3 separate regions of the Homo sapiens genome follow, and all the other regions are linked to region 2. The links are chromatin contacts, found by Hi-C or POLR2A ChIA-PET in ENCODE. All regions are on one chromosome and are shown on one strand. Each heading gives the region's core, a stretch centred on a gene start or an enhancer-like site at or near the end of the contact. The rest is flanking DNA. Distances are from core to core; before and after follow the strand shown.

What was found. A loop is a pair of places that touch in the nucleus more often than their neighbours do. ChIA-PET counts read pairs that join two places held with the same protein, here RNA polymerase II (POLR2A). Pooled maps may share reads with other maps.
Region 1: a map of sigmoid colon shows a loop between it and region 2 (3-fold over the local background). The contact joins two enhancer-like sites. A Hi-C loop is called at or near these places in 1 of 168 maps with a recorded cell type or tissue (sigmoid colon) and 4 of 50 pooled maps. POLR2A ChIA-PET finds 5 or more read pairs at or near these places in 2 of 52 experiments (AG04450 and activated CD4-positive, alpha-beta T cell).
Region 3: a map of ascending aorta shows a loop between it and region 2 (8-fold over the local background). The contact joins two enhancer-like sites. A Hi-C loop is called at or near these places in 6 of 168 maps with a recorded cell type or tissue (IMR-90, aorta, ascending aorta and 3 more) and 8 of 50 pooled maps. POLR2A ChIA-PET finds 5 or more read pairs at or near these places in 1 of 52 experiments (AG04450).

What each region holds. Positions count from the first base shown.
Region 1 is chr2:109,512,903-109,515,602 of GRCh38, reverse strand. It overlaps a transcript of RANBP2 not described here. Among named protein-coding and RNA genes, the nearest start is that of SEPTIN10, 100 kb to the left of the region's middle. RefSeq lists an enhancer at 1,504-1,753. Within about 2 kb of position 1,427, at least 11 of the 41 ENCODE cell types and tissues checked have a DNase peak (open chromatin) inside an H3K27ac peak, as active enhancers do.
Region 2 is chr2:109,172,039-109,174,738 of GRCh38, reverse strand. The region is part of intron 1 of SH3RF3 (SH3 domain containing ring finger 3); the gene reads right to left. It also overlaps a transcript of RANBP2 not described here. Among named protein-coding and RNA genes, the nearest start is that of MIR4265, 32 kb to the right of the region's middle. Within about 2 kb of position 1,283, at least 22 of the 41 ENCODE cell types and tissues checked have a DNase peak (open chromatin) inside an H3K27ac peak, as active enhancers do; they include ascending aorta, gastrocnemius medialis and tibial artery, where a contact is called at or near this core.
Region 3 is chr2:109,437,482-109,440,274 of GRCh38, reverse strand. The region is part of intron 7 of SH3RF3 (SH3 domain containing ring finger 3); the gene reads right to left. It also overlaps a transcript of RANBP2 not described here. Among named protein-coding and RNA genes, the nearest start is that of MIR4266, 130 kb to the right of the region's middle. Within about 2 kb of position 1,339, at least 10 of the 41 ENCODE cell types and tissues checked have a DNase peak (open chromatin) inside an H3K27ac peak, as active enhancers do; they include ascending aorta, gastrocnemius medialis and tibial artery, where a contact is called at or near this core.

The DNA.
Region 1 (2,700 bases), core at 178-2,677, 340 kb before region 2:
ATGGCCGAGTTTGGGGTGCTGGAGATCTGGCTGAGGGGATGAGGCGCTCTCCTGAGGTCCTCAGTGGGGAGGTGGGTTTGAGATCTGGGGCCTAGGAAGGGAAGGAAGGGCCTGCACTGCCAATGGCTCTTGTCCTCCACTCCACCAGGGCTTTGTCCTGGAGTCTGGCCAGCCATGAGATGAAGCAAGTTAGCAATAGGCAGGACATTCCACATCCCCCACGGACCCTCCAGGGAGGGCATAGCCACTCTGCCCCCAGCCTGCAGGCCCCCTTCTCTCAGCCACTGCCTGTAGGCCCTCCCTCCTCAACTTACACTGAATCATGTGGGGCACACTGTTTGGCGTCAAGGGGTGTGCCAAGCTCGCCATCATGGGGTGCTGGGTGCCGCCGAGTTTCCATTTAGTCTATTCCCAATGCCTGGAGAACCCTCCTGGCCCTGGCCGCCATTGGTCATCCAGGCTGAGTGCAGACCTGGACCCACATCCAGCATGTGCGGTAAACCCTATGCCCAGCAGACAGAGGCCACAAGTGATTTCCAGGGCAAAGGTCATCCCTGGACTTGCATTCAGGCCCCAGGGCAGGGCTCTGGGCATGAGAGTTGGCAGATGTGGTTGGCTCCATGTCCCAGGCATCTCTGGCTAATGGAAGTCAGAGGCTTGAGGAGAGGGAAGTGTGTGAGGGGCATGGGGGAAGATGAGAGGGAGGGAGGGTGGGAAGCACCACCTGACCAGGGAAAGGAGGAGGCAGTGAGAAAGTGACCGCCGTGCCCAGGGCCTGGGGGGCAGCCCTCTCCCCTGGCACCCAAACCCCCAAGGGAGTCAAGCTGTGGACCTCGAACCATGGAATAAAGCTGCAAGAAGAGTCCAGAGACCAATCGGTCCCACAGCGACTGAAAGTGAAAAATGAGGGGAAGGAAAACTCCAGTCCAGGCTGTAGCCACACCTGAGGCCACTCTGGCAGAGCACTGCAGGCTCAAGGTCCCTGCGTGGGGGTCTGTACACAGGGGAAAGAGCCCAACTCTAGGGACGGCCCTGGTCCCACACCAGGGCTTCCCTGCGGCATCCCGCCTGGCCTGCACACAGGCTGGTTCCAACACACAGCCAAGTGCCCCACACTGAACTCGTACAGGGCCCTGTGAGTCTGCCTTTCATCCATGGAGGTCTGAGCTGTGCACAGTCATAATTCACTAGCCCTGGGGGCGGTGGGCGGATGGGCTGCAGCTGTGGGCACTCGCACACCCGGGGCTGCGTTTTCCTAACAGCCCTGGTCTGTGTTTTATAACGTGGTTTTCTGAGTCCACAGCAGAAACTCCGTATTTACCAGCTCAGAGCCGTAACCAAGTTATGAATCATAATAAGATTCCAGAAACAGCCAGTCCAGCACATGGGAGTTTCCAGGGCGTTACATAAGCTCAGAATCTGGCCCGGCTAGCTTGATGCTGAGTTTAAGTTTCAACCAAACCTCAGAGCTGCAAGAGCACTTGATGGAGCAACATAAACCAGGCTTACTGCCTTTCTAAGGACCGTGGGAACATGCCCACATTAAGGCCCTTCTCCGTTCTAGCTTTGAGTGGTGAGGAGAACTCTGACATGGAGCCGCAGACTCACTGGGGACCAGAAGGCCCCCAGGCCCAGGAGGCTGCCTGGGCTCCACCCGGCTGCTTGCTCTTCTAGGATTTGCTCATCGGCCACCATCACGGTGGTCCCCCTGGGGTAGCTGAAGTGCTTTGTTGGATGCTGAAGTTAGAATGTGGCTGTGGGTGAGGGCTTGGTTTGCTGGTGATACCCAATCCCCTACACCCCTGGCCACATCCTCTGTAGCCACAGGCTGGCTCTGGGGAGGTGAGGCAGCACAGACTACAGCCTCCATGGGCACCCACCTCCCTCCTTCCCTTGTGGCACTCCTCCTGCAAAGCCTCATCTACGCAGGTGTCCTAGAACTGGGAGAAGGGTGTGTGTGCAAATGTGCAAGTGATGTGTGCGCATGTGCATATAGTGTGTGGACGTGTGTTTGTGCATGCACGTGGCTTGTGTGGTGTGTGCATGCAGTGTGTGTGTATGTGCATATAATGTGTGCATGTGGGTATGGTGTGTGTACATGTGGTGTGTGTACATGTGGTGTGTGTACATGTGGAGTGTCTATATGTGCACGTGTGTGATGTGTGTGGTGTGCATATAGTGTGTATGCATGTGGAGTATGTGCATGCATGTGTACATGTGTGAAGTGTGTGCATACGGGAGGTGTGTGCATGCATGTGTACATGTGTGAGGTGTGTGCATGTGGAGTATATGCATGCATGTGTACATGTGTGGGGTGTGTGCATGTGGGATGTGTGTGCATGCACATGAGGTGTGTGTGGTGTGTCAGGTGTGAATCCATGGGGCCTGGGTGCTGAGACAGGTCTACTGTGCAGGTGCTTTCTTTTGGGAAGAAATTCCAGGGCACGGGAGTGGAAGGTCGGGGCATTGTGCCAGGGAAGGAGCTGGGGTGGCATGGCATGGGGTGCCTCAGAACTGCCCCAGGAAGGGCAGCACATCCGTCCGCTGGCTCCTTCGGGCCTTGCACCTTCAGCTCTGTGCAGGGGAAAGTATTGTGTGGGCTCTTGCAGGTTTCCCTCCCTTAGGTGACTGAGAAGCCACCCAGGACAGAAAGAGGCTGCCAGGCCACCCACGTGCAAGATGGTTGCCATGGCAATGGCC
Region 2 (2,700 bases), core at 34-2,533:
TCCAAAGACGCTGGGTTAAAATCTCCCACCTCAGTGCATGTGCCCTATCCTGAAAATATCATCTTCCAAATATATTACATTTATTAACCATTTATCTTCCTGTTCCTTATCAAACATAGCAAGGCTTCAGCCACCTAGATACGAACACCATAGCCACAATGGAGGGAATTCCAGACACCATGGGTTGTTGTAGAAAGACCACAGGCTTTGATTCCAGGACTGCCCGTTGCCCTGGCTGGGCCTGGCAGCAGCCAAGTGAGTGTGGCCTGGTGCCTACTCTGATCAGGGCACCACTCTGGTCCCACCCACGCCCCAGCTGTGGAGTATTGGCTGCCAACTGCATGAGGTATGGTATAGAAAAAAAATGAAAGGAAGTCAAAAACCCAGCACCCAGTCTGGTACACAGGAAGCATCCCCACATGTCTGTTCCTCTCCCCTCTTGCCAAAACAAAGCAACTTAGTCCTTCTCTCTGCCTGTGTTTCCCAGTCATAGATAAAACTGTGATGTCCACCTTACTCTTCGAAACAGTAAAATGGCCAGGGACATCCATGGCTACCTTCATGAACTCCACAACATCCTGGAGCCTCTGGTTGGGAGGCTCTGCCCTATGGCACAGCCCTGCTGTCCTGAAGCCACTGGGGCCACTGCACAGGCAAGGAAGGCTATGGGGACACTGTGGGAGCAGCCACCAAACCGCACTGCTGTGTGTTCTCTGAATCAAGGACTGAGCCCAGTGCTTTCCGCCACCAATGCCAGTCTCAGGACTCAGTGCCCACAGCCTGAACCCGACATCTGCTTTAAAGGGCATAAGAATTGGCCCACACCGGATTTCACATTCCTAATGAGAACATTCCAGATGAAGCAACAGCAAAAGAGCTGAGTCTGAACATCCAATTCCAAGGACGACGGCAGTGTTCCAGCCCCATCGCATGCCTTTGGTCAGGGGCCGACACTGAGCTCACAGCACACACCACAGGCAGGCTACCACAGTCCCTGGTCCCCCTAGACACTGCCCCTCCAGACAGCGGATTTCCCATCTTACATTCACTGTCTTTGCCGTGGGTCTCCTGCTCACATCCCACTGTCTAATGAGTCTCAGCAGGGGTCCATGAAAGGGCCAGACGGTAACCACTGCAGGCTGCGGGGTCTGTGTGGCCTTCCCCGCAGCCACCAGCTCTGCTGTTAGAGCTCTGTTGTTAGGCAGCCACAGACAATACATAGCCTGCAGGCAGTGTGCCAACCCCAGCCTTAAATCTGCCTGTGGGTAAGGCAGAGTCAACTGGAGAGGCAATGAAGAACTATGTCATTTATCCGAATTCTTCCAAACCAAGATAACCCGCCTTTATCTGAAACAGTCACACGATAGACAACCCAGGCAGGGACGGCTCGGTTGATAACGGGCAGAGCACAGGAAGGAGAGTCTGAGGAGAAAACGCAAGTGCAGGCTCAGGAGCCTCTCATCTCAATCCCAGGTTCTGAGCCAGACAATTCTTAAGGTTCTTTTCAACTTGATAATTACAGAATTCTAAGAACCATGACTCAGTCTGTGTTCGATTTCCATGAAGAAAAAAAGATTCCAAAGCCCTAGAAGTTACAAATTTTTAAAATTTGAGTTAAAAAAAGATGTTCATTTATTGAAACTTAAATAGATCAGAAAACATGAAGAAGAAAGTAAAATTTTCCCTTAAATCCCACCACCCAGGGATGACCAACACAGACTTTGGAAGTCTTACTGACATCTGCGTGAAGACAAGCGCAAGGTCATACATGACACTCAGTGTGTTCCCACAGCTACCAGTCACACAACAGTTATACCCACAGACAAGCAATTGCTTTGAACATGCACGTTTATTTTGGAAGAGAAATACTGGACTCAGCTAAGGCAGTGCTCTTCTACAATACTCACCAGTCGAGGCTTCGTGCTGGCACTGGGAAACTTAGACCACTTCCGTAACCCACATGCAGTTTGGTTTCTTAGCTAGGACAAAAAGTCCAGCATCCCTGCCAGAGCTCAACATGGGCAGACATGTGTCCCCATTTCTAAGACAAGGAAAATGAGAGCCCAGCAGTATCAGATCCCAAACAATTGCTTCCTGCTATGGGCTCCGGAGAGGTGATGCTGCTGATTCAAAACACCAGCCTGGGTGGCCAGGTGCAGCCCAATAATCCACACTGTTTGGAATAACAAGAGCTAGGACGGGACAAGCGGAGGGAGGTAAGAAAGGAAAATTACACCATTAAGGACTATTTTCACTGCAAACACCAAGAGGATAAAAGTTTGCTATCTCAATAAACGTATTTTAATGTTTTTAGGTTACAGTCACAGAAAAAGGAAGACCTCCAGGAGCAGGGAGAGGACGGCTGAGCTCCGTGCATGGTGAAGAGGGGTTTGACCGCTGGCTCGCGCATTTCCACGCTGTTTGCAAGGTCCTTGTCAGGAGAGAAACAGCACAGGCCACACGCAGCTGTTGCCCACAGATCCCTGTGGCGGCTGATACTTCAGACGCTGTGCTCAGAGGCCTGGCTGCCAGAGGACCCTGGTCTGAGAGCTAATGCACAGCTCACTCATCGGCATATTCCAGATGGCTCCGGGAGACCTGCTCCCCACCCGCTCTGCCCCAGGTCATTGCCTGGAACTGGGAAATGACGTGCATATCAAGTTTTCCCTCGTGCTCCAAACCAAGCAACCAAACAGGCCC
Region 3 (2,793 bases), core at 90-2,589, 270 kb before region 2:
CTTCCCACACTCTCCTACTGCTGCATGCTGAGCTCTACCCACCTTTCAGATTTAAAGGACAGTATGCCTCTGCAGGGAACTGTCATCTACACACTGGACTTCTCCTTCTTCCATAGCTTTGCTTCAGTCATGTCACAACTAAATAAAGTTCCCCAAAACAAGAGTTATGCTATTCCTCATTGCCAGGCCATTGCTCATGCTGGTTCCTCTGCTCTGAACCTCCTTTCTCTTTTGTCTGCTCAGACACTTCCTATTTGTCCTTTAAGATTCAAGGCATTATCACCTCCTCTTGAAAACTTTCCATATGCCCTACTCCCAATCCCCCTCCTATTTTCCTCCCCAGTCGGAATGAATTCCCTCCTCCACACTCTCTTAATACCTAAGCAGGCCTCTTTTGCAGCCCTTTAGCAAACCCACCACAGAACTTTGTTTTCTAGTCATTCTCTCTAACCGGGGTGGAAATGGGGCTTGTCTGGTTTTCCTCTGTTTCCAGACCCCTGCAGGGTGCCTTGCCTGTATCTAGCTCCTTCTCGGTGCTTTTTTGCTGATGAATTCATGGCTATGCTGGGCTCTTACTCCTGCTAAGCACAGACAGGAGTGTGCAAGGAACACTGGCACTTTACAGGGGGTGCTCTGCCTTTGGGAAAGGAGTTACATTAATCAAGTAGAACAAATCATATTGGATGCTATGGCCAATGCAATTAAGCCTTTGTCAAACTGCCTGACTTTGGCTCGAGATGAGAACATTGATGAAATGCCTCCCACCCATCGGGGTTGGGGTCTGCTGAAATGGGCAATTACTGCAGGGAACAATCCATTACTTGGACTGTCAACAGTGTTTTTTCTCTCTCTAAATGCAGAATGAAGTGGAAAATGCCGCAGGAACTCAGTGGCATTTAATTTACTGATATGGCTCAGTAGGAGTCATTCTTTAACCTGGCTGTGACAGCAATAGCGTGGGGACAAGTGCTGGGCTGGGATGCACTGGGGAGCCGTTTAACCATCCCGTGCCTCACTCTCCCCGTGTGTAACATTAAACTGATGGAAGAGAATGCTCGTGGCACCCTCATGGTTACTATGGTGATGGAGGACTGAGACACAATGTTGCACTGCCCCACAGCCTTGCCAATTTCTTTTGATCCTGCTTGTTATTCCACAGAGGGAGAAGTGACTGGCAGGGCTCCATTTCTTCTTTGAATTGGGAACGTTTCTAGCAAGGCTTGGTGTGGAAAGACCATTATACTGGCTATTCTGGGCAGACAACCCAGGGCCACTGCACTGGGATGCTGACTCACCGTGATGAGTGGGGCCACTCACCCTTTCTAGTGCTGGTGCATGTGGAAACATTTGTACAGAACACCGGGCTGATTGGATGAGATGTTTATAACCAGAAGGGACCTGGCCTGGGACTTTTGCTCCCCTGGTCCTGCCTGGGTGCTCCAGTGGCCAAACAGATCAGCATATTGGCTGCCTCTGACCAGTCAGGGAGCACAACTTCAGATCACCAGATCACTTGCCAACTGCAATGACTGTATCCCCAGCTAGAGGCTACCAGAAAACACAGATCCACGTAAACCATGCTGAAGGACGGCTGATCAGAAGGTCATGGGTTGCAGGGTGGGCTTGGGCACCAGGTAATATTGCTGCAGATTCTTTCCCAGGGCCCTGGAGCCAGGGGTGTGAAAACCAAGAATCATTCTTAGCTGATTTAAGTAAAAAAGATACTAGTAGAGACTTACAGAATCTGAGATGGCAGAGTAGGTCTTGAAGGCTCTGACACCAGGGTAGTCCTCAGACCACCCATGAAGCTTTCCTAGTGCTAAATTACCCACTGCTTGACAGGTACACCACCAGCACAAGGCTGAACACTGGGCACCTGAAGTCCACCTGCACCCACTGATGGTGCCAGACATTGGGCACCCAAAGTTCACCCTATACCTGCTGATGGTGCCAGACACCAGGCACTCAAAGTCCACCTGCACCCAGTGACGATGCTGGGCACTGGATACCTGAAGTCTACCCTGCACCCACTTGGGTGGGCAAGTGGATGACAGACACTTACCTCCCACCCCTTGTCCCATCAGCTAAGATAAGGAAGGAAATATGGCCTCTGCTGACCTAAGTGTTGTCTCCTCTTTCCACACTTGAGAAGCTGCTTTCTGGACACTTCTAATGGGTCATCGTGTTCGTTAGTCTAAGAAATAGTATATTTTATTGCTTCCATGAATTTACATTATTTTTGCCCTTTAAGCCTCACTTTGAGAAAAACAGATGATTTCTGAGAGGACAGGGTTGGGGTGGGAAGAGAGATTCTGTGTTATCCCCTCTTGTCCTGGGGTACTTGGCATCATGTCAGCATCACTGGCTCCACCGTGGTGGAAGACGCCGTGGCATGGGCTCCCAGATCATCCTGCGAATCCAGCATCAGCAGTTCTTATTAGCTCAACACTAAGCCACCAACCAAGATGTGCTTACCTTCTTTATGCCTTTAAGGCCCACCCCATAATTTCTTTTCATCTCACAACATCCTGGGGCCAAACCGGTTTTCCTTAAGTTTCTCCAGCTGCCATGAAGGCGAAGGATCAACAGCTGTCATTCCTCCTGCCTCAGAGCACTTCAGAAAGGGAAGAGCCTGGGCCCGAGTCTCACCCCAGCCCTGTCCTGTGAGATGCCGCCTAGCTGGGAAGCCCTGCAGGGCCCGGCAGATGGAAGACCCACGTGGCCGGCCCACAATCATTCATGGGGGAGGCATTTGAAAGTGCCGGTGTTAATCTTATTAGTCTATGAGGCCCT